2 separate regions of the Mus musculus genome follow, and region 2 is linked to region 1. The links are chromatin loops, found by intact Hi-C in ENCODE. Cell type or tissue: left cerebral cortex. All regions are shown on one strand. Each heading gives the region's core, and the rest is flanking DNA. Links, peaks and the distances in the headings are about the cores only.

The links. Hi-C counts contacts between places; a loop is a spot of excess contacts. Peaks named below come from ENCODE experiments on the same cell type or tissue, not always from the same donor. Only the 100,000 strongest peaks of a DNase experiment are listed, where the experiment ranks them.
Region 2: a loop joins it to region 1, with 8 times the contacts of the local background. A loop is called at or near these places in 5 of 42 quality-filtered maps.

What each region holds. Positions count from the first base shown.
Region 1 is chr15:59,521,570-59,537,351 of GRCm38, reverse strand. All of the region lies in intron 4 of Nsmce2 (NSE2/MMS21 homolog, SMC5-SMC6 complex SUMO ligase), which reads right to left. Among named protein-coding and RNA genes, the nearest start is that of Gm36677, 89 kb to the left of the region's middle. In left cerebral cortex, for the core only: no CTCF peak of the experiment used is centred there; DNase peaks (open chromatin) are centred at 9,574, 10,445, 10,960, 11,232 and 4 more places; H3K27ac peaks cover 3,009 bases.
Region 2 is chr15:59,614,802-59,630,583 of GRCm38, reverse strand. It overlaps Gm36677 (a long non-coding RNA gene), which reads right to left and starts at 12,392. Exons shown (of 3, transcript XR_875371.3): 1 at 10,333-12,392; 2 at 8,490-8,622; 3 at 6,609-7,952. In left cerebral cortex, for the core only: a CTCF peak has its summit at 11,691; DNase peaks (open chromatin) are centred at 7,864, 8,240, 9,026, 11,877 and 1 more place; H3K4me3 peaks cover 808 bases; H3K27ac peaks cover 1,584 bases.

The sequences.
Region 1 (15,782 bases), core at 3,293-11,292:
AATGTGGCGTGTCCATACAATGGGTTAAAGGCATGAAGAGGAATGTGTGGACACATGCTTCCACATGGATGACACTGGAAAGCATCATGCCTAGTCAGGGAAGCCAGACACACCAGACCACACCAACACATTTGTATGCGATATCCAAATGGCACGTCTACAGAGATACAAAGTCCACTTGCAGCGGCTAGCGCTGGGGGGCCTGGAAGAAAACGGGAAGTGAATACTAACAGAGGGTTTCTTGTGATTGTTGTCAAGATGGTCGCACAGCTTTGAAGACTTGTAAAATTCACTCTGAACAGGTGAGTTGTATGTGGTTCTATCAAAGCTAAAGCGAAAGACTCACAGGACGTCAGATAAGAGAAAAGATGACTATGTGATGTAGGGTCCCAGCATCATTGTCTCCTGTCCGGCTCACTAGCTGCAGACCTAAGGGATGGGCTCCTTATCATGGTGGCCTGTCATGTTGAAGACATGAAGACCCTGTTTCTATCACTCACCTCTGTGAGCTGGATGAGTGCACTTTCCTCACTATGGCATTTAAAAGCATTTGTGTGACGCTTTGCACAGGGCAGATGCCCAGGCATCTTTTAGTGAACTGTTAAATGTCCAGCTCAAACTCAACTAAACTGTAAAACTGACTGACTTGACAGTCACGCTGTGCTATATGGGGGTGGGGAGGAGCTACTCAGACCCAACTCGAGGCCTTGAAAACCCAAGCAGTTTTGTTTGCAATAGGGTTCCTGCTCTTAAACTTCCCAGTCTGAATCTCTCCATATAAACTTCCTGGCTGGGGGTTTTCTGATGTGGATTAATGGACTAGATCCCAGAGAATTTAAGGTGAAATAGCACTCTATTTTCCTATTATTTAAGGTTAGAACCCTTACCCCCCAACCCTTGTGATGTTTGTCTCTCTGGTGTCTTAATTCCTGCATTGTAGCTTGATGCTTAGGAGGTCACAGATTTAAGTTCATAGTTGGATTCTGTCCCAGGCAGACAAAAGCTCCATGGGACAGAGTCTAACTGTGCCATTAAATCGCTGTTCAAACTCTGGCAAGTTGTTTGATGGCTCTTTATTTGTAAAATAAGAGCAATACACAGGGGTTGATATGAGCGCAAACAAACTTTGCATGGCACATAGGAGGCAGCTAAGTGCTCTGTGCTATAAGCTAGTGTAGAAGTAGAATGGCCTTCTATGGGAAGCCTTTGGGTCACTGAGGACACACCCACAGAGGACTGACTGCAGGACTTGGGTCTTTTCTGTCTCTCTCACTCCCTAGCCGCAGGCTGGAGTTTGCTCTGCCACACACTCTTACCATACGTGCTGCCTTGCAACAGTCCCTAAGCAACAGGGCTCAACAGTCACCAGGGACTGGGACCTCCACAGCGCAGAGATACATACTTTCCTCCTATAATGACTGTCTCAGGTTCTCGTTACAGAAACAGAAACACATACCCCCCCCCCCACCGACCCCCACCCCCCCCCAAACGTATGCACCCTTGCATGCACCCCACAGTGCCATACTATGGGGATATTCAACAAGTGTTCACCTGTCAATCTTGTAAACTAGCTCTGCTGTGACCCACCTGCAGAAGACTCAGCGCAGCGGGGCTGTGCAGAGACGGAATGCCTATCAGTCTTCTGACCCGGGCTGAGCACTTTTCAGCCTCTATAAACTCTCACCCTCGTCTGGATTTCTCAGTGGACAGAACCAGGGAGTCACAGGTGACCTGTGGAAGCTATTACCACTACCTGTAGTACTAGAGAGGTAAGGTGACCCACTGAATTTCAACTATCATTTTTTTTTTTTTTTGCCAAATAACTTTGAAACAATTTGAATTATTTTCAATAAAATTCTTTTGAAGACAAAAAGGACCCTTGGCCTATTTTTTTTTAAACAATATTTTCCTTTCCTAATGCTTCCATAGCCTCTCAAATCTCCATCCTAATAGTATGGCAAACACTGAAAATACGAATGTTTTCCTCCAGGGTCCTGACTATTTATTTCTCCAAGCTCCTTAGAGACCAGTGTTACCACACCTGTGTGACTCACCCCTGAAATACATCGTGATGATGTAATGGATGCTTTCTGGTACAGACCTGGTCCAAGCTCACTCTTGTCCCTTGCACCAGCTTGGATGGAGGGGATTCAGGATGATGGAGTCATACATGGAAGGTGCCCAGGACTCCAGATAACCTCATGGAACTGACATGTCCTCATCTACACTGAACTACACTAAACCTATAGTAATAAGCCCTGAGCTCAGGAGCTGTTTATACAGACGCTTCAAATAACCACTAACAGGAGTTGCTCTAATTAATAAAGCTAGGTAAAAGGCTGTTAACTACTATTAGATCTGGTTTGCTTGCAGAGTAGATTTCTCAGCTGGTATTGGCAACCACTATATTGGCACAGCTCCCAAACCTCACATATCCTACATTCTTTCAGCCTGGTCCTTTACCATCACCAGGTGGACTGTAGACAATCCATCAGACTGGCAAAACACATTCTAGCATAGCTTTAGCAACTGCCTAATTGTCCCATAGAGAAAATGTCTTTCAGTCTGTGTTACTTATAAAATTTTAGTCCAAATCTCCTTATAGAGTTGACTGAATTAGTAACTCCAACCATACACTTAACTGCTTGTTACTACCAGAATTTATTTATAATTATATCAAACTCTGGGCTGGGAGCATATCAATTTAAAATTGGAAAGTAAAAACTAAAAATTTCAGTCAATACTAAAGTTGCCAACCAATATTAGTGGCATGTATTTTATCTATTTTTATAAAAACCTTTTAGTAGCTAATATTTTCAATGAACCAGTAAATGTTTAAATGCATACCACAGAGTTTATGTGTATGCTGAAATTATGAATAGATAAAATGTAAACAGAATCGTATGATTACCACTGCCATCCCCTTGGTTTTAATGCCTGTAGAAAGGTTTTGTTCTCATGTCCGTCTCTCCTTCCCTCCCCATCTTAACTTCCTTTGTAAACTACAATTCTGCTTTGGATTTATTCAGACATTTATTGCCTATATGTATTACCAGGAAGGCAGCAAATATTTTCTTCTGCTAATTGAATAGTAGCACCGAGAGCGTCTGTAGTCGGGCACTTCTCTGTGTTCTCTCTGTTCTCCAGAATGAAGAGTGAGCCCCTGAGCTAGAACCTGGCATCAAGGTGAGTCACTAGGTGGCAGACCCTGGCCATCAGGCTATAAACCATTTTCCCGACGAATGTTACTACAGAGTACTTTTCATGTTATACTTCCTCGGAGTCTGGTGGTGAAAGGGTGGTCGGTCAGTCCAGCACATAACCACCCATCTCCGGTGAATCTGGGTGGATGCTATGGTATCATATTTCCATCACATGGCCCTGTCTCCTTGGCTACAGTTGCTGGGACCGCAGTGGATTCCTGACTTATGCCACATGAACCAACTTCTCTTCTGAGAGGCTGAAATTGGAACTGAGACTCTAATTCAGGATGGATTCTTTAGCTGAACTGAAAGAGGACACAAAACCTTCAGTGGTAAAAGGAAGCCATCTTTTGCCAGATGGCCAGAGAGGCTAGTTTAGAGAGGAATAAAGAGGCAATTCATGAGGAAAATGTAGGTATTCTAGGAAGAGTGATGACATCCATTTCTAACGCTTGCTTTAGGCCTTTCTCTCATGACAAACACCATTTTCCCCAATGTTTAAATTTGTAATTCCATTATTTTGCTATAGCTACCCTGTGTTAGTATCTTTTTACTTTAATAATAACTTGGAGATTGGTCTAATTGTTTTGAATATTAAATCCCCTTTCCACATTTTTAAAAAGATTTTTTAATTTTTTAATTTTTATGAGTGCACTGCAGCTGTCTTCAGACACACACTAAAAGAGTGCGTCGGATCTCCGCGTGGTTGCTCAGAATTGAACTCAGGACCTCTGGAAGAGCAGTCAGTGCTCCTAACCGCTGAGCCATCTCTCCAGTCCCTATTTCCATATTTTTATAACATCGGTCTATTAGCAGACAGTGCAACTTTTCTCGATGTCATGAAAACACTGCTTATGTCAGTTTTCATATTCAGGGCTTCTGATTACACTTCTAAGGTACTTGCCTAAAACTTAGTGACTTTTTATAATACAGCCTCATTTCATTCAAAGGAAGAACATCAAAACCCAACACCCTTTAAACTTCACACACAGACACAAAATACTATCACATGTGTATACCAGCTTTTGTGACTAGTTTGCATTCAGGGTAGAAGTTACCTCGTCTTCTAAACATCAATGGCATATGTGACTCATAAACAAGAAGCTTTGATAATCTATGCTTTGACTGGGACAGTGACTGGGCAGCTGTTCTGGTTAACTGAAGCAGGTAGAATTTGAACGCAACTCAAATACAAGAATGGCTCTCAGGTTGAACTCAAGAGACTTAAAGTGTATATTCAGGGGTGAGGTGGGTGGGAAGACATCTGCTCTACAGAGAGTTCAACAGTAGTACACCCACAAACATCTGGCGATTTCGATGTATACCCCCTCGTTATTCATTAAAAGCTAGAAGGTAGAGCTAGGCTAGGCACGATGAACAATGGAGTACATGACTGATAGGTGCCATGCCAGGGGCATCTAAATCCTCCTTCTGGTGGGACAGAGAGCTGAGTGTAAGAGAGTAAGCAGGAACAGACAAGAGTGAGAATGAAGGTAGAGAAGAGATCCAAGATGGAACTGATACCTGTCAATATCCTACTGTACAAAAAAAGGTAGACTGAATAAGAACTTGCAGACTTCCCAAGGACCGCACCCCCTGCCTAATTTCCAATACATTTCACACACTCTTGATTATTTTAGAAAGTCTCATCCTGTTCAACAAATATTTAATGGGGACATGGTAAGCTTTAGGTACTTCTGTAGACAGAGGAAGTATGAAGATTGAATTAAGAGAAGAGTATTTATCGTAAAGAAACACCAGTGGTAATGCCTGAAGTTCTGATGGACAAAGAACTCACTCTAACAACAGAAAACAGGGAAGTATTGCAGACACAAAGGATAACTGCCAGAGAAAGAGCTCTCACTGTGTGAGAGGACATCTGAGACAAACCTAAGGAGCCACAGAACTGAGCAGTGCTTCCAGGCAGTGGAGGACAAAGGCTGGACTCATATTGATGGTGGTGCTCTGTGGAGTGGATGATGACCTAACTGATGGAGGGACTGCAGGACGGAAGGGGGCCACAGTGACACTGGAATGCTCCTAAGATATCCCAAAGGAGACAGAAAGGAGCAGTAAGGTTAAGATCAGAGGAGAGACCTCATTTGACAGCATGTGGGTGGGATGGCGGCTGCAGCCATAGCAACTCCAGAAATGACCAGTCAGAGACAGTACAGAAGGGTAAATGTCAGGAAGACAATCCTGACCAACTGTACCTGCAGGGCAGCTGTAGGCGTTAAGAAGGAACCCAAGCAGAGATTACAAAGGGGGAGTGAGAACACTAAGTCATTAGATGAACCACTGCAGTGGGCATACCTTTGCTCTTGAAAACTCAGAAGGGTGAAGAAGAAATATATATTGAGCCCAGGAGTTAGACGTCAGTCTGGGCAACACACCAACAAACTCACAAACAGTGACTGGAAATATTTAAGAGATGGAGGCTTAGTTAAGACAGAACGGAAACTTGGGCGGACTGCAGCCATGGAGCACATTCTCAGAGAGATTTCACTACATGGTGGAGGCACTCAGGATACTGTGTTTACTCAAGAGTGAGGCCTCTCCTTTGAGCAGGAGGAAGAGAAGCAGCCTCAGCCACATACAGAAAGCCTCTGTTGCCCTTCCTTTTGGAAGGAGAGACTTGAGTGAACGTGTAGGCTGAGAGTGAAGGAAGCGAGCTGATGACTCAGTGAGAGGGACTGTGAGGAAAGGTCCTGGGGAAGCAGGCTTTCCTAGTTAGGGCATCTACTGAACGACGGCCTCTTGCTGGGAGAGCTGTACAAAGACATACGTGCCAAGACCTCTCACTCTCTGTGGAAGTCAGAGGCAACAGGTACATGGCAGTGTGTGCCATGGGATTCACAGCAAAACCAGAGATGCAAACTCTGTATGGTATTAATTCCAAGGTTTCTGACATGACTGGTAAAATCCTACAGATGAAGGGCATGTGTGGTGGGATTAGAGGAAGGTCACTCGACCCCTGAGGTTCTGGGATAGATAACCACCAGACAGGCAGGTTTTTCTTAGGATAAAAAGGAACTAGACTGCATCTGAATCTCAGCTTTGCTGGAAATAGATTCTTGGCTTTGAGCAATGTCTTCTGCCAACTGCTCTAGGTCTCAGTTGCTTCACCTACCAAATGGAGGGAGACTTAGTGAGGCGTGGGCCGTTCAGAGATGTGAAAGAATCTGAACACCCTGAAACAAACTGGGCAGATATTATAGACTCATACCCTACCTCCTCCCTCACTTCCCTCCTACTATTACTAATCATTAGTATGATCATTAACCTATTAGCATGACAACTTTCAGCGTGACTGGTAACTTCCTCTTGTTTTCTCAAAGTTTTGTAGCCCTGAGAAAAAGCTACAAAGTTGCATATTCACAGTGGAGTCAGTGAAATTAGTTTTCCCAGGCACTGAACAGCAGGAAACACATGCTGCAAGCAAGCACTGTCCTTGGAGGAAGTTGTTGGACAATGGGAAATGGGGACTGTGGGAAGAGACTCTGAGGAACATTCCAATGGTAAAGGACTAAAGTTGTACTTAAGACACACCTGGCATACGTGTAACCTTGGACAACTCCAGATCACCATCCAACTTCAGGCAGCTCATCTATGAATTGGGACTAGCTGGGACAATAACCTATACTCATAGGATAACAATGATTAAACACAAATTTGCATGCATATATGTACAAAGATTTTCTAGAATATTACAAGCGCTCCATAAACTACAGTTATTGAAACGTGTATGTTGTCATACACTGGGGTCATTAATTGATACCCACTGTATGCCAGACAATGCTAAAAGCTTTAAAGGCCGAATAGTACCTGAAATAAAATGTGCATCATGTTACTTAGCCTTTAAAAGAAAGGAGACACTGTCTACCCTCTTCTTTGAATTCTCAGAATATGAAACCAGTCTCAGCCAAGTATGGACACTTAGGAGCTACTGAGAAGGACAGGAAGGAAGGACAGATGTTGCCTCAGTCCCCAAAGCTCATGTGTTAGAAACACAATGCAATGTAACGGTAACAGTGTCAACAGATGGGACGTTCAACAATTTTCTAAACCAGGAGGGCCCTTTCCCCATGAGTGGATCGGCACTCTTGAGAGTAGACTGTGAGTTCAGCAGGCTGAGGGTATAGTGTAGTGGTAGAAAGCTTGCCTGACATTCATTAAGAACATGGATTTGATATCCAGTAGCACCACCCCAAAAAAACAAAAACAAAAAACCAAGAACAACAAAAACCAACCAAACAAACAAACAAAAACAATCCAACCAGCCAACAGTAGCAGCCGCAACACAACAGCAAAGCTCTTCTGAATCCCACCTTTAGATGGCACGATGTAATGTCCCTTGCCAGTTTCTAGCACCGTGACACTAGGTTCCCCAGTAGCCACAATGGTGAGAAATAAATTGCTTTATCAATTACCCAGTCACAGAGTTCTGCTACAGAAACACAAAACAGACTAAGATAGATGGTGAGAGGTGCTAACTGGGGTGCCTGGAATGTCAAATCGAAACAGGGCATCCTGGGAATACTGGTGTGATGAAGACGTCCTGCAAAAGCCCGCTGTGCCGGGTCATTAACACTTCAGTTTTGTGGAGACAAGGTCTCCTGCAGCCCAGGTTGGCCTCAGAGTCCTTCTGCAGCAGAGGAGAACCTTGAGTCTTCTGCTTCCACCTCCCAAGTCCTGGGAGTATAGGTGGTGCACTACCATGTCTGTTCTATGCCGTGCTGGGGACATTACACATGTATGGGAGCACTCTACCAAGTGAGCTACACTGTCAGCCTGACACCATTCATTCCTACCCCCGCCCCCCATCCTGGTATACTAGCTCTCTGCACCCAGAAAGTGGCAATGGACTAGTTGTGTTTTGAGTCTGCTAATAAAGACCACTCAAGGCAAACATCTGTTGCTTTCCAGAGCAAACCATAAATACTCTAGATTTAGGTTATTTGAATGGCATGTTCTTTCTGATCTAGTTCAATTGATACTTGAGTACTGCTCTGCAAGTTTATTTGTCTTACGTTCTAATTATATTTAGAACTCTTTTCACACTGCATCATTCAAACAGATGCCTGGACAGCTGTTGTGATTTTTTTCCTAGAGTTTCACTAAGATGTAGATTTCAGTAAGGTTTTTAAAAATAAACGACACAGGTGTTATCTATGAGTCAATTGGCACATTAGCTATAAAAATAAGGATGTTAGGGAAATGGGGTTTTCAGTGTTTTGACCAATCTATTTTCATTTGGTTGTATCCCCCACCCACCCCCAAATAAAAATCAACTGCTCCTGGGACTATATATCACAGTCTTGGCTATTGTTCTAATATTATCATGGAATGGAATAATTCAACAAGGCCCTTTCCAGAGACTGAAATCCCACCAACACTGATGGGGGACTGTGCAGACACTATGCAAATTCTTTCATGCCCTATAATGTTTCTTTCAGGAGGTCTAAAGACACTGAAAGCAAATTGCATAACATGTCTCGAATGTCAGAAGCGACAGAGACAGCTGAAATTCCTGAACACACACGAATGACTTCTCATGGGGTCTGAGCAGTGCTGGGCAAACATGGAAAGGTTCTACCCCATGTCTTCACTTTTGAAACAAGGTTTCACACCAAACAATACTTTGCATTTGTGAAACCTTTATGTGCATTCACATGTAATTACATTTTACCTTTGGGTTTTCTTGCCCATATTGATCTTTACAGAGATCACCAAGCAGAATCTAGAGGGCACAATTACTAACAGGCACAGCCGTGGTTGGCCTCAGGCCTTTTGTAATTACAAACAGTAGCAGGGGCAGTAGTTAATAACTGCAATGCATTTGCCACGCGTGAGGTCCTGAATATTTGATGTAATCACTGAAACGCTAGGATGCAGATATTATTACCAAGGGTGGAATATCACATACCACGAAACTGTTTCATACACAAATTATTAGAATATTGCATAAAATTATCTTTAACCCACATGTATAGGCTAATTATTGAAAACAATGTTAATACATTTTAAGTTGAAACTTGGGTCCTGTCCCTAATTTATCATATTATATACATGCAAAAATGGTGATATCTGAAGACTCCTCCAACACTGTGTGTCTGAGGCCTTTGGATAAGGACTACTTAACCTGTATGACTGTTACTCAGAGAAGCAGAAAGCAAGACCACAGAGAGGCCAAGGAATATGGTGGTGATACCACTGCTGTCACAAAGCATGCCAAGGTTTACGCCGGCACAGGCTTTCTGCTTGCTCTTTCAACAGCTCTGCTAGACTGACCTCCGACAAGCACAGCTGCGCTCATCCAAATCTCGCCGTTTCCATCCATGACTCAGGCAAAATTACTTGCAAGAAGCCAGGGCTACCCAAGAGGCTCCACACTGCTACACTCAAGGTTGCAGTACAGGTCTGTGATGCTGTGGCGTCCTGCTTCTGCACAGTGGCAGATACTTTGAAGACATGAGCTGGTTAGTACTCTTACTGCCTAAGCGCTGGGTGTCACACAGCTGGTGTACTGAAACTGTCTCTGGAAACGATCAAGTCTTCATCAGCAGAGAGTATTGACTTTCTTTGGGTTATACCTCTCTTAAAATTAAAACACAAAATCAACAATTTGAAAAGCTAAATATCAACTCTTAAATCGGAGCAATTAGCATACCATATAAGACCTACCAATCATATATAACCTGTAATTTGTAAATAGGCTTTGTTCAGTGCTTTGAAAAATGTAATCAGTAGTGAATATTTAAAAAGCAAAATACCAATTTTCATTTTCTCTAGAAAAACTATCATTGAGAGCAGTAGCCAGGGCAGGCAGGGCATCTGTTCTTCAGCACAGTGCCTACAAAGGCAGCAGACTGCTCGTGTACTCTGTGTCCTGGACTCTGTAGTGCAGAGTGTGCTGAGCCCCTCAGAGGATGACCTGGAAGTGCGCCAGAGTCCATGGAGACTCCTGTTCTCCCCTCACTACTCTGCCAGTCTCGCTGGGTCGTGCAGTGAGTGGTATTCACTCATTTTTAGTGACTGTGATGGTTAATCTTCACTGTAAACTTCACTTGATTTAGAATCACCATGGAAACACGCCTTTGAGTGTATCTATGAGGGCATTTCCAGAAAGGTTCAACTTAGAAGGGAAGACTTATCCCTGAATGTGAACAACTCCACTGCAAGTCCTGTTCATGGCTCTAGGGTGGATGACCCATCCTGCTATGCTATGCTGCCCTCTCTGCACCGTGAGGGAAACTCGCTAACTAGATCATACCCACAGACTTTAAGGAAGAAAGCAGGTTGCTGGTCAAAAGTTCTGAGTCCTTTAAGGCCATTTAATTTGTTTATGATTGTCACAAAGATTGTAGGCAGGGAGAACAGCTGAGACTGCATTCGCTGACCTATTCTGGAGATACCAGCAAGCTTCTTCCTGGGAAATGACGATGGTCTCCTGCCTGCAGCTGAGCTACTGTGAGGAAGATTATAACTGTGTCAGGCAGGGGCTGGAGGCAAGCACGCACTTGAAAAATTATTAAATTTATACATACAGTCACAAATGAACTACACCTATAATGCAATGCCCTTCACCAAATTGGATGTTCTAGTGTTTCTAATTATTTCTAACTAAAAGTGTTTCCTCAATTAGTCAACAAGTTGCTACTAAATCAAGTGCCTGAAATAAGTAATCTACATAATGTAAGGGTTTTTCCTGTCTGGGCCCCAAACAACTACTAAAAGCACAGGTGGGGGGTAAAAGTATCGCTAGAATGAGTCATCAGAACCGGTTTATACTATAACCAGCTGAACTTTAAATAGAACCTTTTTATTTTAAAATGAGCTTAGCACAACCATTTCTAAATGGTATTTTTTGTCTTAATACTGTGTACAATGAGAGGCAGTATGCAATGTTCACATTGTTAAAAAGAAAATCCTGATTGTTGGAATGGCTGCAGTCAACCCAGCTGTATTGTCTCAAATAAGCAGATGGCACAAAGGCTAATAGAGCGTTCAGTGAAAGAGCACAATAGGGCTAGCAGCTGCTGCAAACACAGGACACCTCCATGACACTAGAACAGCTCTGACAGTCCAGATCCACTTCCCGCATCTAGAAAGGCGGTTGCTGAGGAGGTACTGGGGCTTAGTTCTCTCTCCTCAGAAGCCAAAGGTTTATCAGGAACTCTTACCAAGGGTGGGAAGGGTTAGCGCTTGGCGAGCTTGCAATATCCATGTTCCTGCCTGTGCTACTAATAAGGAAGTGCTGAAAAATCACCATCACCATGTGTTAACTCAGAGCTGGGGGCGGGGGGGGGGGGGTTACACAAACAGTTCTCAGCTATGTGTCCGTCAACAAATCATCAACAACTACTCGATGAGAACAGAAAGGTGGTTTCTGCCCTTGGGGAACTTATTCTGAGATAGGAAATAAGAAGTGACAAACGACTGGGTGTGGTAGCTCATACCTGTAAAACTCATCACTTAGGGGACCGAGCCAGGATTGGCTTGATTTCCAGGCCAGCCTGGGCTACACAGTGAGACTTTCTCAACAAAACCAAACCAAAACAGAGACAAATCACACCAACAAACATGGTCCCTGTTCCAAGATCACTAACTTATGAACGGGGCCCCATGACTGGACTCAGGTTACCAAACCACCCGGCTCCTACGAGGTGACTTTCACAAGGACAAATACTTTCATGGCTGACAAAAGATCACTTTAGTCAAAGAGGGAGAAGTGTTAGAATTGTAGAATGTCCCTAGCCAAGCAAGCTCTCTACTGAAATGGCAGGTGAGCACGGGAAGCAGCCAGAGCTGTGCTCGTGTACACTGATTTCCTGACAAGGTTGGATGACACACTAGACTATTTTTAAAAATTATATGCTAGGATTTCAATCTGACTAGTGATTCAACTCAACTTCAAAAAAGAAGGAAGCTCACAGCAGTCTTTCTGTCTTGCTAAGCTTCTGCTGTTCCTGTCAGTCAGTCAGCGCCCAAATCCCAGACCTTTGCATTTGATGCAAATGTAGGCAGTCCTGACATGACTTACTCCTGGCCAGAGACTGCATTCTCTCTCTTAATAAAATGTGTGTACACAACAGACCTCACTATACATTTATTTCAGAGAAGACCTACGATGGTCCCCGAACGCTTCAGTAATGAGACCTTTCCATAAGAAAGCTACTTTTCTAACATCAGCATGGAGAAAGTTAAGGTTCCTGCGGCCCACCAGCCATGTGCTTGCACAGGGGAAAACCCAAGCCTTGAACTATCTCAGAGCTCCATCTGTTCTAACCGCCTCAAGCTACGGCTCAGCTCCCAGGTGCACCGAACCACATCTATCAAAATATTTACCCCTAAAATAACTTTGTAATAAGAGCGGAATGTCCTTTTTGATGATTTCCTTTGAAAAATACATACGTATTTAACCGGCAACTCCAAACTTTCAGAGAGGGCAGATTCCATGAATCTACGTAATAAAAGCCTCCCTTCACACTGTTATAGTTGCTCTACTATGAAGATTTACAAGCACAGAGCTTTATATGGCTTACATTTCCACATTTGTCTGTTTTGACTCTTGGCCTCCATATGATGGCAAGGATAGAGTGAGCCTTTAACAGAAATGCCACACTAAGGCTACAAGCTGCCAGTGAAAGCTACAAGATCTCTTGGCAATTTTTGGACAGGTTCAGGTGAATTTCAGCATCTGGGACTGGCATGTGTATTACAGATGGAAAAAGCAAAACAATACCCAAAGAAAGAGAAAAGCGGTCCTCCCAATTGAAGCAAAATCATACCAAAATCTACCCACCTCCCAGCCTCGGCCCAGCACTGAGGAAATACCTCTGCCATACTGTCAAAGCATAATCAGTTCCTAAAACAATGGCTCAGCGTTTGAGTCACCCAGAGCGTGAAGGGCAAGTGAAAGGTCAGTTCCGGCATGCTCCCACAAAGCAAACACGGAGCTTGAGCCAGCACCAGCCAGGCCTTGGCATGGCAACCACAGGGCTCGCTCACTTCAGCAACCCATGGGTTCTGCCCTCAGGCTTCTCCAGACCCCCCCCCCCCCCCACACACACACACACACTTCCTCTCCTCCAAAGGAACCAGGGAAAGCTGAGAAGCAAACCTGAGAGGAGGGCCAGGCCTGCTCAGAAGCAGCCCTCCATGCCACTGGAGAACCCAAAGATGGTGCAGTGCCTCCAGAACCAGTGGTCCTAGCTCCCAGAAGCTTCTGGAATTCCTTATGAGTACTTACTAGAACACCTTTCTTTCTCCCCGCCAGTCATTTCACTATAATCAACTAAAATCTGCACATGGTGGACACTGACAATGGATTTTTAAAGATCCCAAGTATGCTTATTATTTTAGATTCTCTGCCACTGACATTATATTTAACATCAAAAGTTGTACTAAAAAGTCAATTAAAATAATTTTCTAGCCAAAAATTTTTCAAAGAATTTTTGCGGATTTTTTGTCTTGGAACTCTTGGTCTTGGAACTCTCGGTGGCTGGCTATTCTTTTAATTTACAGTCTGCAGAGATGTCTTAGTAAGCACATGCGAGTTAAGCACTTAAAGAAGATGACAAAATCTTTGTTTATATGCAAACATATGTATGTATTTATCTGCAAACACACATTTAAACCTGTGATTGCTTTTGAGGTCTTTACAAAGAGGCTTCTCAGTTAGTCACCATATTCGTCATATCTAAGGACTACCAGTGCTTGACTGGAAGAGGCAGACAGGCTACTGGAGAAGGGGAGGCCCTCTGCAGGGAACAACAGAAAGATGCAAGTGAGATCTGAAGAACAGCCTAGTGATGAAGACGTTACCAGACTCATGTCCCAGAGCCTCCAACTCAGCAGACGGGAAATGGTCACTACGCAACAATCCCTTATGTATGTCCAACAAGGGTCACATAAAAGAAGAAACACTTCCACCCACCTGAGGAACTCATAACTTGTCTGAGGTTATAGAGCTAAGACTGGCATATGGAGTGTGAGACAGAAAGTGAAAACTGTCAAAGACCCCACATACCAGAAGCCCTCATGTAAGCAGTGGCAAGGAGGAGGGCGTAATGCACCTGGCACAGGAGCCACGCACAATGTCATTTCTGTAGAGACGCCCATGAGTGAACAGTGCCATGGAAGGCTAGGGGCATACTAAGGCTTTTCAGAAGTGACGGCATCGAGCAGGCTTGTGAAAGACAGGAAGTTCTTCCCCCTACAAGCAGAGTGACTTCTATGAGTTTTCTCTGCACATACGTATCAGGGATGACAGCACTAACTTCACTGGGCTTCTAGGGATGAGAAGAAAATAGACGCTGATGAATATACACAATGAAACCTTAAAAAGGAAATGCGTACATGCACATAGAACAGCAGCAGGGTCCAATCTACTCTCCTTTGTCTTTTGGCTTCTTCTCTGTTCAAATGTTCGTGGGCTTTCCACCATGGCAGACACTGTACCAGGCACTGTGTACATCATCAGGGAAAATACATGAAACATCGTTGTGTGCTCTTATCTAAGTGATATTCTGTAGCCAGAGATAGGAGGACAGCGGAGTGGGCAGAAGATGCAGTGTGACCAAAAGTAAAGCAAGAAGTAGGGCCTCAAAACAACCAGTCCTTTGCTCTGCAGAAGCAAGCGAGAAGGGGACTTGCCATCAGAGGGACTCATGGAAGGCCGCCAGGGAACAGGAAACGGGCTCAGCAACAGTATGGCAGAAGAGAAGATCTGAACGAGTTTAGTTTTGCTCCGCTGGTAAGGGCTCCCTGGAAGACTATAATGAAGCCATGCCTGGCAATGGCAGCTCACAGGGTTGGGAGCTGGGCAGATTAGGTGATCTTTGTCTGAGCAGCCAGTCTGTAGAAGGCTCAATCTGGAAGAGCTTGTGTTTCAGTTAAGAGTCCTGGAGCACTGGAGCAGGACAAAAGACAGGGGCTGGCTGGACCGATGGCACAGTGGGAGGTGAGGTGATCAAAGGAGCACAGAGTGCTGGTGACTGCTCTAGTAAATGGGCCAAGTATGCAGTGTAGGTTGGGCTGAATCACCGAGATGAGCAGCAGAGAACCAATAAATAACAGCTCCTGTCTTCCCTCCTTCCTGAGAGCACTGGAGGTCCATGTACAGAACATTTTGGAGGCCCAGGAAAGGAATGCAAAACTGGAAGAGCCAGGAGGGTGAACACCTACCGTGGCAGATCTTGGACAGTAAAATGAACAATAGAAATGACTAGGATTCAGAGGGTCAGGAGGTCGTGAGGTGAGGCTAGCCCACTGATCTGCTTGGCTATAACCTGGTCACAGCCTATGGACGACTCGGGAGAAGCAGAGAGTAGTATCTCTTTCCTGGAGTTCACAGCCCACAGGCAACAGTGTTTTAACCTTTAACTGTAATATGGTGATAATCGTGGCCAAGAATCAGGCACAGGACAGCCGGGGCATGACGGGGGAGCAGGTGATAATACGAGGGAAAGCAAGAGAAATTTCACAGAAGTTCCATCCAGTAAAGGTTGTATCAAAGGATGTTCAAATTTCCAAACGATGTTACTCTAGGGAGAGAAAGAGCGTGTGGGAGGGAAA
Region 2 (15,782 bases), core at 5,188-13,187, 91 kb before region 1:
GTCCCTGTGCAAGAACCACAAGGTCCTCTTTCCAGCATTTGAGCTATCTAATATTCCAAATGCCTTCCATATATAGGGGGTGGGGGACACAGGAGTGCATCTTGCCCCTTGTCAGGACTTGGGAACTCGAGTGTACTAAAGGACAGAAAGCACAGGGTGTCACACCCAGTGGGACACAAGAGAAAATAAGGGGACAGAGCTCAATGGCAAGGCCAAATGCTAGTTCCCCAAAACGTAAAGCCCCTCAAGTACACAAGAACAAGGGAACCAAACAACCACCTCGTTGCTGGGTGACCCTGCCCGAGCTCCCTCACCTCATATAGTGCCTTCTGTATCAGGGAACTCTTGCCAGCTTTGCAAGAGTAAGAAATCACATATGTACCAATTCTTGGTGCCATCAGACCGGTGGCCACAGCCCCCGCGCCCCATTTCCTGACGTGTCATCATTTTTGTTTTTAGTTTTTTGGTTTTTTTGTTTTGTTTTGTTTTGTTTTCTTCAGATGGGACCCTGAGCATGAGACTAGCACTCTGTTACTGAGCTATACTGTAGTCATGGTTTTGAGGTCTCACTCTGTAGTCTGGGGCTAGCCTCGAACTCATCCTCCCCTGTCTCCCGAATGATGATGATGTCACAGTATGGACCATCACACCCAGACTCAGCTCATCTTTGCCCACTGAGGAGAAGGGAAGGAGGGATGCCAAAACACTGGATGAAAAGAAAAAGGGAGAAGGGGCAGCTAATGGAACTTAGCTTGTAGAGCTGTCTAGAGCATTCAATGAATTGATGTTTACAAAGGAATCAGAGCGGTGTCCAGCTTACTAAGTCGCTACAGTAATTAACATGATAACAAGAGCACTTACCTCCTGAAATTGTTCCTGCCTCACCGTAGCTTAGAATTTTCATGTAACAAGGACATGAAAACCTCAGGACTGAGGGAACACTCTATTCAAAGTCTCTCTGTCAGCCAGGGACAGAGGCTGCTCACAGAGGCTCAGGGGATCAGAGACAAGGATACCTCGATCAATCAATCGATCAATCAATCGCTGCTAGAACTGAGTCCGTGATAGGGAGACCTGAATGAAGATTGCTTTCTCTCTCACGGAAAGGAATAGCAGCTAGTGTCCCTGAGCCACCACCACCTAGGGAACTGTCACCTTGGGCATTCCTGTGCTGCGTCAGGATTGCATCTGGCAAGATCTGAAGCTCCCTTTTGTTCTGTTCACGAAACCTGACCTTGACAGCAAAGATATTTCAGTCCCTTCTCTACAGCCCCTGGGAAACCCAGGGCCCCTCACTGCCTTCTGTCTGAGTGAGTAGGGGCCAGGACGTGGCTGGGGCCGGCTGAACCCAGCCCTCAGTGGAGATACAGACCCACTTGCCTCCCACCTCCTGAGCTCAGTTTGCTCTGTCTGTAGATCCTGAGGGTTACAGATAGTAATGCTAACTAAGACTGGTTCCAGTTCAGGTCGAATGTACCAGGGGCTGTTTTGGCTTTAAGATGCCTGTTCATCCTAGAGACTCAGAGTCAATCAGACTGGGGACTCAAGAGAGAGCTGACTATAGTACCAAGTGGCTCATGAAGTAGCTGAGGAGTTTGATAAGTCAGTGCTATATGCAGTTGACTAGAGACCCCAGCACAGCTATGGCTCCAATCTCCGCTCAAATCTGAAGGCCTCGGATACACAGTCCCAGTATGGAGGCCATTTGCCTCAGGCCCAGAGAGAATCTGCCTGCAAGAGAAAAACCCCTAAAATCTTAGCCCCAAGGAATAAGTTCCCTTTGATCTGAGGGAAAGTGCTCTACACAGGCCATCCCTGATTGGATGGGGCTCACCCACAGAAGCAAGCCTGGTTTACCTTGTTTAGTCTGTGGTTTGCACGTTAAACTTTCAAACTCCCCATTGTAGAAACTCCCGAAATAATGTTTGGCCAAATAATCTGGGCACTCCATTGCCCAGGTGAGGTGACTTTAAAGCTGGCTGTCACAAATACCTTTGGTGCTTCTTCCAGAGGGTTCTAAGAGCTGTTGGACAGCACCTGCAGGAATAGAAGGATTTCCCCCCAGCAAATGAGAAAAATAACAAGAGGGTTTTCCTTAGAATGAAATGCCTTCAATCCGAAGGATTGTAATTTTTTGTTCTTGTTTGTTTGGGGGTGGTGGTGGTGTGGTGGCTGCTAAACTGTCCTTCCTTTCATGGAAATAGTTCCTCCCCAGCACCCTCCTCCCCATATGATTAGTTTAGATTTTAAATATTCGCTAAAGGCCCCTTTAATCCTCAGTGTACCGCACTGGAACACAGTAGAACTATGCAGAGGTAGGGCCTCGCGACAGGTGCTCGGGACATTGTCCTCAGCTCCTGCCCTGATGGGCAGCCTTAGCACAGGTCTAGAACAATAAGGTAGAAGGGTTGGGCTAGGTTCCCCCTGAGGCAAGGGGCCAAGATAAACCTTTTATCTCTCTGAGTTCATTGTCTCTGGTATTTTGTAAACAAGGATGGAAAAACCTGATTATCAATGTCCTTTCTCGATAAAACAAAATATAGACTTAGCAATACTAGCCCCCACATTTGAAGGGAAATGTTGCTAATGAGTGAAATGCAAGCATTCAGAAGCCTGGGTGTGTGTCCTTTAATAAGAGGTCCCCCAGGAGCATGTGAAATGTAGTTAGTCCAATTTGTTGTAAGTGTAAGCTTTTATGATGCATTTCAAAGCCTTAATACGAATAAAAGGATGTAAAATATCTATTAAAAAAACCAACTATTTTTATATTGATTACATGTTGAAATGTTAATACTTTGGAATATATATTGGGTTGAATAAAATGAATCATTGAAGTTAATTTCTCCTCCTTCTTTATTTTACAAAAAAATGTGGTACCAGGCAATTTGAAACTGTGTGCCTTGGTGGGACGTGTTGCATTTCTGCTGGACAGGATTGGGCTGGTCCTTCCTTGGGGTAGACAGCAGCTTTTGTGGTATAGAAAACCCTCCCAAAATATGGTGGCTTATTAAACAGCAAGCAGGCATTTATGTAACAGTCCTGCTGGGCTCACTTGGGCAGTCCTGCTTCGAATTTACCTTGTCCTCCTCAGCCCCACTGCTCAGTTACCTGTTTCTGCTTCAGTCGACTGGCTGGTGGTTGCTAGGGTGACAGCAATGACTCCAAGGCCAACGCCCAACTGGAGGTCTCAGAGCTCCGTGGAGAAGAGAAGCTGCAGAGTATTGCGAGCCAGGCTTGGGGGGTATCACTTCTGGCATCCCAGCTGTCCGAGACAGGTCAAAGAACCATTTAGACTCAAGATCTGGGCAAACTGTCTCTTTAATGAGCGGTGCTACGAAGAACTACAGCCACTGCTATATTCTCCTTATGCCAACCCCAGTGGCCACAAACAAGGAGGACATAGTCCCTGTCCTCTGGGTCCAGCTCTTTGCTAGGTACTCTTTATGATTTGAATGTACATGTCTACCCTAAAGTAACAGGGACCTTGGACTCAGTTCGGAAGCATTAGGAGCGGGGATTAAGTTGTCAGGAGTCGGCTCTCTAGCCTGGAACGAGTACAGAAGGGCTGGAGAGAATCAGCTTAGGCCCATCTGCCACTGCACTGTTTACTGGGCCAGAAAGCAGTGCCCAAAGGATGTAGCCACAAGGTACCATCTTGGAAGCAGAAAAGTCTCCCGTGAGACACCACACCCGCTAGCACCTTGACCTTCGACCTCTCAGCTTCCAGAAGGCCAAAAGAACAAATTTCTGTTCTTTATGAATTACCCTGTGTGGTGTATTCTGATCTAACAGGGCAAATAGACTGACACAGGCCTTTCCCTTCATAACATAAAATATTAAAAATTATTTTACGAGCCAGGCATGGTGACACACACCATTAATCCCAGGCAGCAAAGGCAGGTGGAGCTCTGAATTTGAGGCCAGCTGGGTCTACAAAAGTGAGGATAGCCAGGGCAACACAGAAACCCCATCTCCAAAAGCCAAATGAAATAGAATAAATTATTTTATGACACTGTTGTAACAAGGCGTGTAACCCAGCCTGGCTTCGTCACTGCACGGCCATCGTGTCTGCTGCATTTATTTTCTTCTGCCTTTTCAAGGAAATAAGAAAACGAATCCCCTCATGGGAGACACCATGCTTCCTCCCCTACTGGAGAGGTCAGGGCAGCTCTTTGTGGCTGAGCAGACATGGAGATCTTGAGCAACTGCTTAGCCACTTTTCCAGGAGCTTTTTTGAGAGGCCAGAGCAGCCAATCATGGAATGGGTTGCTTGTTTCCTCACTTAACTGCACTTTGATTATCTTGCAAAGATATCCAGGGCTCTACCTGGAGTAAGTGGTGAGCCAGTGTCTGCTCCCAGGGACCTTGTGGCAATTAGTGGTCCACATAGTTTTGTTTGTTTGTTTGTTTGTTTGTTTGTTTTTTAGTTTTTCGAGACAGGGTTTCTCTGTATAGCCCTGGCTGTCCTGGAACTCACTTTGTAGACCAGGCTGGCCTTGAACTCAGAAATCCACCTGCCTCTGCCTCCCAAGTGCTGGGATTAAAGGCGTGCACCACCACCGCCTGGCTGTTCCCCATAGTGTTAACAGCACCTGAACCCCTCCTGCATCAGCTGCCTGCTAGAGTCTGAGAGTGGCTTTTCCCACTTCCCAGCCTTTCTGAAGGAGATGGGCTGGGTGTTTTCTTTCTCTACAGTATGAAGTTTACCCAGAAGCAGCAACGGAAGCTTCAAGATGTCCAGGGCTTCTGAGAGAGCATGCCAAGCTAGTTTCCTGGCTCCATGCAAATCCTAACACTGAGGACTGGGTTCTGAGTAATGCAGGGCTCAGCTCCTTATCAGGCTTCCTATCTGACATTTGTGAGAGGCCAGCACAGTGGACACATCAAAGAGATGTACCTCTCCGACAGATATTCAGAATCAAATCACAGGGGTAGGTGGTACGTTGTATCCTGTCCCCTTTCACTGTCTGTTTAGAAGGCATAGTAATTAGCCTTACAGCCTTAAAGTCATGAAGCCCCACCTCTTCTGCACCTTCTGGGAGAGTGCCCGGCCAGGTGGGGAAGGGCTTCCAGTCTTTCTCTGCCAACTGGTTTCTCTGTGACCTGGTTTCCAGCGATTTGGCACACGCTGAGGATCCCTGAGCTCAGAGGGTTGGTTAGTGAGAATCGTTGCGGAAGATGGGAAGCTCCTGGCCATCCTTTAAAGAGGTGCTCTGGCCTCAGACGTGCACAGGAAGGAGGACTCTGATGTTTGTGTTTGGTTTGCCTCAGGTTATGCTGACCCAATAGCAGGCCCCCAGAAGCTGGAATTGACTATAGTGCAGTCTACCCAAGCAAAGGTTGGGCGGAGAGAGTTCAGCTTTGGGAAGTCTCAAAACTTATAGGAATTGTGCAGGAACCCTTCGGGACCCGTGACCTGGGTCTTCACTGCCAATGTCTCCCTGTTCCCAGGAAGGAGCAGCCCCTTTCCCCACTCTCAGACCACACAGGCCATGCTGCAGTCAGCAAAGATCTCCCAGGCCCTGCCCCCCGTGCTAAGAAAACAACCCACAGTGTGTCACCACATGAGGATTAGTGGAATCATTATGAGCTCTGACTTCCCCTGAACAAGCCAGACAGACTGATGACTGAGGCATCCAGAGGGGTGAGTGGAGTTGTCACCAGGTCAGGGAAAGAAAGGTGGCACCAGACCCCTCCCAGAAAGGCCTATCCCCGTGGGAACCCACAGGAAACCCAACCAGGCTCCCATGAAGGTGGCACACCCCCTAACACAACCAGTTAGGCGAATGTGAGGTCAGCAGCTGGCCCAGCCTTGCACATCACTCCACCTGGAGTGCACACACTTACAGCTGGGGAGCTCTGCTCTCCGGGGACCAAGAGTCCCACTGGGGCCAAAGTGAGTCTTTTAGCATTCTCTACGCGCTGTTCCGTGGAGTCCTGGGAAGAACAGGAAAGGGTATTTGTACAGGAGTGCACAGGGGAGGCGTGGGTACCACATGTGCAGCAGGTTCAGGAACTGTGTCTTTGAGTCAGCTTCAACCAATACCTCCCATCTCCCTGCCCCCCCCCCCCACCAGGAGCCAATGCACATCTTAGGGTGTTTAGAAATGAGTCTGGGAATAGAGACAACTGATCAAGAAGACAGCCTATAGAATGGGGAAAAAATATCTGTACCAGCTATACATCTGACAGAGAATTAATATCTACAGCGTGCAAAGAACTAAAACAAACAAAAAAGCAAACGAACAAGTTCAAAATGGGCAGATGAAGTGGACTGACAGACCTCAAAACCGGAAGCGTAAATAGCCAATAAGCACATGGGAAAGTCAACTTCAAAAGCGTTCAGAGAAACGCATATGGAATCTACATGGGGACTACCTTACCTGGCCTGGCTCCGAAAGACAGTCATAAAGAAAACAAACAACAAACGATGCTGGTGGTGATGTGGGCAAAAGAGAGCCCTTAGTCATTGCTAGCGGGACTGGAAACTAAGCTGACTGTGGAAGTCAGCATGTCATTTCTCAATACACAAAAATAGATATTCCATATGATCAGCCATCTCACTTCTTGGTATTTACCCAGGAGGTTCGCTATCAGCCAATCGCGGAGACACTTGCAAATCAATGTTTATTGCAGTACTGTATGAACAGCGGGATGGGTAAGGAAAATGAGGTTTATGTGCACAGTAGACGTTTTCAGGCATAAGCAGGAGCTGTGGAGATGGCTCAGGAGGCAAAGGTGCTTGTCCCCAAAGCCTGCCAAACTGTCCTCGGAACTTACGGAACTCACAGAAAAAAAAAAGTTATATGTACTGGTGACAACAGCAAGGCCAGCTGTCCCCTGCTGAGACGGAAGGTGGGGCATGCCAGCTAGGTCAGGGCACGAAGTATGGTGGGAACAAGGAAGCCCCTGCTAGGTGAGCACTGTGCCAACCGAGGTCTAGCTCTGGTGTGAGTAATCACCCACCTCCCTCCTCTTCTCTTACCTCTCTTTCTCCCTTCCCTTTCTCTTCCATTGTCAGGACCTCCTTTGCACCAGGCAAGGCCCCTGTGTAGAACGTGGCAAGGCTATCGCAACCCGATTGTCCAATAGGAGAAGCTGAGGATTATAAAGGCTGTGACGAGCCACCACCGTTGTCACCCAGCATTTATGTGAGTTCTGAGAATCTGAACTCCAGTTCTTATCTTTGGGTTTGTGTAGTAAGCTCTTTAACCAGTGAGGCTGAGATGGCCTTCTCTCAGCCCTTGGCTTTCTCTCAGACCCTTTTTTGAGGCAGGGTTTCTCTCTCTATGTAGCCCAGGCTGGTCTCAAACTCACAATCCCTCTGTCTCAGCCTCTTGAGTGTTGGAACTTTTGAGTGTATACCATGGTAGGTCCACAGCTAATGTCTGGCAGAAATAAGACTTTGGAGGGAGGAGGGAGGAAGGGACGGTTTCTCCCAATGTGGCTCTGGCCAGGCTCAAGTGACCGCCACTCCCTCACCCCTGCCGAGTAGCCGAGGCTCTAGGCATGTACCACCATATGCAGCTCAGAAATAAGTCTGTACCACTTGTTATAAGCTAGACCCGGGGTCTTCTGTATTCTCCTACCTCTCTGTAGAGGGGTCTCCAGGACATCCTAAATATCCCAAACATGTAATAAGTGGGACAAAGGAGAATCTCATTGTTTTGGACAAGCTTTTTAAAAAAAAAAAAAACAGCCTATAAAATGAGTGTCACATAAATGTATTTCCGTTGCCCTTATTTGAACACTTCCCTCTGGCTCCCCTCACACGTGGGCGTCAGTCTTAATAGGAAAACCATATGCCTTTGTTCCTTTTCAACTTTCTTTGCTGGCAAGAACACAGCCACATGAGGAAAAGGGGAAAGGAAGTGGGGGACGCATTAAGGAAGGAGGAATTCCAGCTTTGAAATAGGGAAGAGTTTCCGGATGGTGTGAGCTGCTCCCAGTGTCTGGAAATGCAAAAAAGGATATGTTTCAAATCTGGAAATCCTGGGGTCCCCTCCTCCCCACAGACTGGCAATGGCCCCTATGCTTCCTGTCCTCTTTGGCTAGTTTCTAATGCATCCCCCCTCCACCCAGGTGCAAGATGACAAGCATAGGGGTTTCCAGGCTAGCTCACTCTTCCCACGGGACCCTAGTGGTATTGACGTAGAGCAGACATAGCAGTTATGAAAGACTGGTTTGCCTTGTGTTCGTTTCCCTGGAAACAGTTCCCGAGATGGGGATGCTCATGTAGGAGGCGTGAGGAGCTCTTGGGAACAACATCCGTGGGGTGAAGGAAGTAGACTGGGTTAATGTGACTGCGACAGAGAACTCAGCAGAGGAGTTGGACCCTTTGCCACTCCCTTACCAAGCTTCTCCAGTAAAGTGGGAGGCTCTACCAAGAGCCTTAGGCAACGTTCCTCCCTGTTGGGGGTGGGGGGGGAGAAGCCCTGCTCAGGTCCTAGTGCTATGTATAGGCAGCCAGCAGGCGCCCTGCAACGTACTCCATGGGCTGGGCGCATGTACTCATCTCTTCTCAGGGCACAGCATAGCCTGTACTCTGCTCTTGGGCTCCAGCCAGTGATGGTTCCTTAGGAAAGGCAGAATTAGCTCCTGGACAGGTTCCTTACTGGCTTCCTGGGACAAACCGATGAAGAAGGTATCACCATACTAAATAGTAATCCTGAGACTTGTCCTAGGCCCTTCACAAGACCGACCGCACGCAGAGGTGTCCCTGTCTACCATCCCTGCTAGACTGTGAGCCTCAGGACAGAGCTCTTTCCATGCCGGGCACTTAGGTCTGTGTCCAGTAGAGGCAGGACCCTGGTCTCTGATGTAGGATAGCTGGTCCTACCCCACCGGCTCAGTTTCCTATCATTCCACAGTGATGTGCTATACTTCAATTTCTGATGTTTCCCTAGGCTTCCGCGAGGACCCTCGTTGGTTCCTCATCAGCCCTGTCATCACGGCTGGAGACCAGGTGTGGTGGGAGGCTAAGACCGAGGCAGGACAACTGCTCCAAATTTGAGGCAAGTCTGGTCTGTGGAGAAGTCTCAGGCCAGGAAAAGCTACATAGTGAGACACTGTCTCTGAAAGCCAAAAATAAAATAAAATAAAATAAAAAATGGAAGATGGAGGAGATGACTCAGTAAAGTTCTTGTGAGGTAACCGTGGGGACCTGACTCCTAGTCTCCAGCACACTACATTAAGGAAAAGTCAAACATGGTGGCACCCCTGTACACTAGTACTGGGGGGCAGGGGGCAACCAAGAGGAGGAGAAAGAGGAGGAGGAAGAAGAGGAGGAGGAGGAAGATGAGGTGGTGATGGTGTGTGTATGTCTGTGTCTCTGTGTGTGTGTATCTGTATCTGTGTGTGTCCCTGTGTCTGTATGTGTCTATGTTTGCATGTGTGTCTGTGTCTATGTATGTATGTATGTGTCTGTGCCTGTGTGTGTCTTTGTGTCTGTATGTATCTATGTATGTATATGTCTCTGTGTGCATGTGTATCTTTGTGTGTGTCTGTGTCTCTGTGTCTCTCTGTGTGTGTGTGCCTGTGTGTGTTTTGTGTCTGTATGTATCTATGTATGTATGTATATGTTTCTTCTGTGTGTATGTGTATCGTTGTGTGTGTCTGTGTCTCTCTGTGTGTGTATGTATGTATATGCATGTGTCTGTGTGTCTGTATCTCTGTGTTTGTATGTGTCTATGTATGTGTGTCTGTATGTGTATCTCTGTGTGTATCTGTATGTATGTATGTATGTATGGATGTATGTATAAAGAGTACGGAAGAGCTCAGGAGAGGGAACTGGAATCCAGCCAGGGCTTTCGTTTCTGAGACTTTGTTTGGTGGAATGATGAGAGCTGGGATGAGAGGCTACAGAGGACAGACAGATAGAAAGGGAAGGTCGGGGAAGGGCACAGCTGGGAGCTGGCCCTCAGCAAGAACACCGGCATCTAAACTGAATAACAAAAACGGTATGTTATTAGCTGACAGAAACCCAAGAGCAGCCCCAGCCTGGCTCAATCTGGGGCGGTGGTGATGCCCTGGCTAAGAAAGTGGTGGTGGCAGAGGCAGCAGCGGCAGCAGCAGCAGCAGCAGGTGATGGTTTCACCTCCCAAAGTCTGAATGGCTGGAGCTTCCTCAATCTTTTCAAGTCTTTGCCCATTTTGCATTTTATTGGTAACATTTTACAGTCTTTAACCGAGCACTCAAACCTTACTACAGAACATAACTCCCCATGAGCTTTCCACCAAATCCAGATCCTACTTCACCTCTTTCATTTGCAGCTCCGTATGTCTTCCTCTGATCAGCTACACTCTTTACACAGTTCTCAAACCCATTATTCACCTTCTTTTAACTTCGAAGTTGGCCCGAGGCTGGCATGGGCCCATGAGATCAAGGAAAGGGTTTTCCACTCAGTAATTTCCGTGGAAATTCTCTCTTCCTCCATTTTTTTTCTCTTGGCTCTTTATTGGCCCGCTTCTCAGCTCTTTCTTAGTGTTTTGACTCTGAAGAGGAAGTTGTGTGTTCTCAGGTTGGGTGACCCCTCCCACCTCCCCGCCCCCTCAAGAAGCAGCTTGCTGAATCTTCCAACTCTCTCCCCAAGTCAGGGCCTCCTGTGTGGTTTGTCTGTATTTATCTCAGTCTGAGGGGAAAGTCTCTGCTTCAAGAGTGGATTCAAATCCCTACGCATTCAAGTTGAGAGGCCAAAGCTGCCAAAGCGGCAGTGCTGACACGTTCACTGGAAGCTTCTGCTCACAAGTGTGGTTGGTCACCTGTTCTGTCGTTGTCGTCTTCGTCCTCATCATCATCTTGGAAACTGGGGCCAGGAGGGACACTTTCCCTGGCCTGTGTGGGTGGTTCCAAGGCTAGCCCCGCCTGATCCCACTGAACACTGAGTCTCGGGATAAGGGGCTGCTAATGGGGCCTGGCAGAGAACATGTACTTTCTCCCCGGGAGCCCACTCCCTTGTTTTAAGTTCTTATTTTGCTCTATAAGAGCACACTAGACAGAGGCTGGTACATGGCCTTGTACCGTCTGACTCCATGGCTACCCCAAGGCATTCGAAAGACCCTTCCACTTTTAGTTCACAAGGAGAGACTCACTCCTACCCTATGGCTGGTCATACAATGCTGGGAGATGCTACTCCAGAACTGTTAAGTTTCAACCTGGGACAAGTGGCAGAAGTGCTTATTTAACATATCGAAGAGTGCCTAGCCTCCAAGTTCTCCCAGCATCCCTCAGTCCTTACCCTGTACAGGGTATGGCTGGCATACCCCACCCTCAACTCTCCAGCCCAGGGGCTGGGCTCCCCCACCCCCAGGCTCTTGGCTATATAATCTAGACATTTTAGTTCCCTGCCCCTTGTTACCTCTGACCTCCAGCTGCTCCCCTCTCTCCCTTCCCTCCCCATTTCTCTACAGGGCTCAGGATCATGAGCACTCTGGATTCTCCCAGATGTTTCTGTCTCTGGCTATGTTCTTTCTCATATCTACAATAAACTTTCTCTTTCTCCATACCTAGGCACAGTCATGTCCTTTCTTTTGCTTTTTATTTCTTTCCCCATCCCCCCTTATTCAAGAATTCCAGTCCAGGCCCTGTTTTGTCCTCTGGCAGTTGGGATGGATAGTTGTGCAAAGATGATAAGAAACTGTTAGCAGGTGTCCATCAAACCTATCTTCTGAAGATTGTGCCTGCCTTGGTGCTACCGTCTCCTTCCTGCAGGGGGAAAAGTCCGGGATTACCCCTCCTGCTACACGTACCACTGTCCCTCTTCTCCCATCTGTCATAGAGCTGAGCTCACGGTGGCTTTTTGTTGTCCTCCTTGGCAAGAAAGGGGAGCTGTGCTGTAGCATCTTGCTCCGTCGTCGGTGGCTCTTAGATTCACCATAGAAGCAGACTTCCAGGCACATGTGACGGGTTTTTCAGATTCAGCTAACGCGCGGCTGGGGAAGACCCACCTGGGATGTGGCTGGCATCGTTCCATGACTGGGGCTCTGGAGTGACTCAGAAGGTGAGCAGCAACTGAGCGAGCCCTTGTTTCTCCTCTCGGTTTCCTGACTGTAGGTGCAGCTTCACCAACTGCCACACGCACACACACACACACAGACACACACACAGACACACACACATACACACACACATGCACTCGCGCCTGTAGCCACGCCTTCCCTGCCAGAGCCCCGAGCCAAAATAAACCCACCCTTCCTTCCTTCCTTCCTTCCTTCCTTCCTTCCTTCCTTCCTTCCTTCCTTCCTTCCTTAAGTTCTTCGGTCAGGTGCTTAGTCACAGCGGTGACAAAGGTAACTTAGACAGAAGTCACAGCCGAGTCCGTCCAGCCCCCCTCCCCACGCTCCACGACAAAGGTAACTAAGATGTCATAGCCGAGTCTGTCCAGCCCCTCCCCCACCCCCACCCCCGGATCCGCCCCGCGCTGGCCCTTTTCAGATTTGGAAATTTTATTAACTCTCAGCACAGCCTCCTTCCAGATTTTCAGTGGCTTACCTGCACCTGGATCCTTTTTCTTATGCTTCGGCCATTTTCTCATCTCATCTCTTCTTTCCCTTCTTTTTCTTTTCCTATCTTCTTGAAAACGGAGAGTTTTCACCTCACCGCTCTTTCCTAAACGGGCCACCAGATGCGTCTAACATTTCTACAGACCCTGGAGACTCAAGACAGAAATTGAGTATTCAGTGCTGTCTTTGGGTCCCTCTGCTGGGACCCCCAAGAAGACCCGTGTGCTCATTTATCTGATCTTTGTCCTTCTAATCCCTTTTTCTGGGGTGCAGCTTCTGGGCTTATGTTGGCTGATCCCATTTCTCCAAATCAGTTCTTTTTCATTGCCGAGTCAAGCCATAAAATATTTCCTGAGTACTGTATCTTGAAGAGTCCCATTGACCTGGAAACACAATTTGACCTTTCATAATAAACCTGAAAACGATCACATTTTGTGGAAAAGCACATTTATTATTTCATGTATACATTTATAAAATCTATTAAAATATTTTTTATATACAATTAACCTGTCTGTTTACTTTACTACAGCAAAATACCTCAGACAAGCTAATTTTATAAGGCAAAGAAGTGTATTTAGTTCAAAGTTCTTGACACTAAAAGAATTGTCAGAATGGGTCCTGCTCTCTCCCTGGCTGTGTCACCTCAATGTGGATAAAGCAGGAGGGAGACATCACATCTTGGGACATGGAAGCCAGAAAGAGATGAGGTACCCACAACTTCTTCTAAGAGCTAAAGACCTGCTTTACCACTTATTAGCTGTAAAGAACAGGATAACCATGCTACCAATCCATGGACCCAAAGAAGCCAAATAACAAGGAGGGACCAAAGGAGGATGCTTGAATCCTTCTCAGAAGGGGAAATAAAATAGATATGGAGGTGGACAGAGGGAGGGAACTGGGTGGGAGAGGGGGTGGGGAGGGGAGCAGAGAGGGGAACGAGGAGGAGGGGATCAGGTGTAGGGAGAGCAGAGGAGAGAACAGGAATTGAAGGGGGCGGGGGGGAGGGGGGACAGTGGGGGATATGGATGCTAGAGCCTCCACTTTCCAAAGCAGGACTCCCAGAGGAGAAATAAGGACAGCAACCCACCCACAAAACCTTCCACCCAAAATGTGTCCTGTCTAGAAGATGTGCAGGGACAAAGAGAGCAGAGGCAGAGGGAATGTCCGAGGAATGACTCACCAAATTTGAGGCCCACCCTATGGGCAAGCACCAATCCCTGACACTATTAATGATACTCTGCTATGCTTGTAGACAGGACCCTAGCATAACTGTTCTCTGAGAGGCTCCACCCAGCAGCCAAAAGAAACAGATACAGGGATCCACAGCCAAGAATTAGATGGAAGCTGAGGAGTCTTGTGGAAGAGTTGGGGAAAAGGACTGAGGGACATGAAGAGGACAGGGACTCCACAGGAGACCCACAGAGTCAACTAAGCTGGACCCTTGGGGACTCCCAGAGACTGAGCTACCAAAGAGCAAGTATGGGCTATACCTTGGCCCCCTGCACATATGTAGTAGAAGTGTAGCTTGGTCTTCCTGTGGGTCCCTCAACACCTGAAGTGGTGGCTGTCCCTGAATCTGTTGCCTGCTTGTGGATCCCATTTGCCTAGCTCAATGGGAGAGGATGCAGCTAGTCCTGCAGTGACTTGATGTGCCAGCCCTGCCCCCCTTCTCAGAGGAGAAAGGGGGGGCTAATACTGGAATGTAAAGTGAATAAATTAAAAAAAGGGGGGGGGGAGCACCACTTGCTAGAAAGCCACTCCAGTCCAGTCCTGATTCTTCCCTGCCTACCCTCAAGTTCCTGAAGGAACCTAAGGTAAGTACTGTACCAAGCTCTCCAGTATTTATCCGACTTTTTTTTTTTTTTGTTTTTTTTGAGACAGGGTTTCTCCGTGTAGCCCTGGCTGACCTGGCACTCACTCTGTAGACCAGGCTGGCCTCGAACTCAGAAATCTGCCTGCCTCTACCTCCCAAGTGCTGGGATTAAAGGTGTGCACCACCACCGCCCGGCTTATCTGACATTTTAAAGGCACATGACATCATCCTGACTGTTTTGAAGCAAGTTGATACTTTGCAATAGTCTTCATACATCCTCAGAAACTCAGGTTCAGGGCACCTGCTTTCTAAATGCAGGGTAGTGCTCCCACTGGACATTATAGCTGTGCTCCCTAGGTTCTGCCCTTTCTCTGTGTACGGTGTTTGACTCCACCTGGCTGGATACAGTTCCAAGAGGCAAGCAGAGTAGAGGACCACTCTTCCAAGCACAGCTAAAGGGCTCTTGGGTGAGGAGAAGCTTATGGAAGCCAGCTTAGGTCACCACTAGTCAGAAACTGAACTTGGCACTCGTCCCCTGAATGTCCAGCTGTTCCAAGAACAATTTGCTTCCCCAAACCTTGCTTCGCAGTGTCCATCTCCATAGAGCTGAAGTGAGCTACAGCGTGGTGTTGCAACCCCAAGCGCCACAGGGAACAGCCCACCCATGGCTTGCATGCACCCTCCTCCGTGGCAGCCCCTCCAAATGAGCCTGGTTTCAGTTTGTCCTCAGGTGAATCATAAGCTGCCAGCCAGCTGTCAGCGCCCCTTAGCTTGTTTTCCTTGGCTGGCATTATACAGCCTCCCTTGACATGTGCTCGCTACAAGTCACACGCTACTTCAAAGACAAACAGATCGGTGGGGGAAATAGATCTGTAGCTGCAAGGACTCCTGGGACTCAAGCTGTCTTCTCCTTGTGAAGTGCCCAAGGCTGGCAGGGGATGTCACCTGCTTCAACACAGGCAGATAGGGACAGATAGGGACATGCTGTTGAGCTCATGTTTACTGTTCAGGAGGTTGACTGGAACTCTCGACTGAGCTCTGATGATGTGACCCAGGGCGAGCAACACTAGGATCCCCAACATGGCATTTGTCCGGCTCAGACTTCTCATGTGAAACTCAGATGCATTGGTCAGCACAAACCACTCTTTGTGGAAGTCAGAGCTGTTGGCCGGCCGCAGTGGGGGTGGGGGTGGGGGTCTAGCACGGCTTGATGGCTAGCCAAAACTTACTTCCTGCTGGAATCGGGGCACTGTCAAGGGACTTCTTAGTTTCAGTGCTGGGTAGGGCGTAGAGGGAGGGTTGTGGGAGAGCCCTGGTGAGTAGGGAAGTTTTGGGCCCCCAGCCCTGCAAGAACCCTCCAGCAAACAGCCAGGAGGATGTTAAGTGTCTCATTTTAAAATGCCTGTCTGGAGCTAGAACTTGGTAGATTGCTTACCTAGCATTCGTGAAGCCTGGGGTTCCTTCCAGTA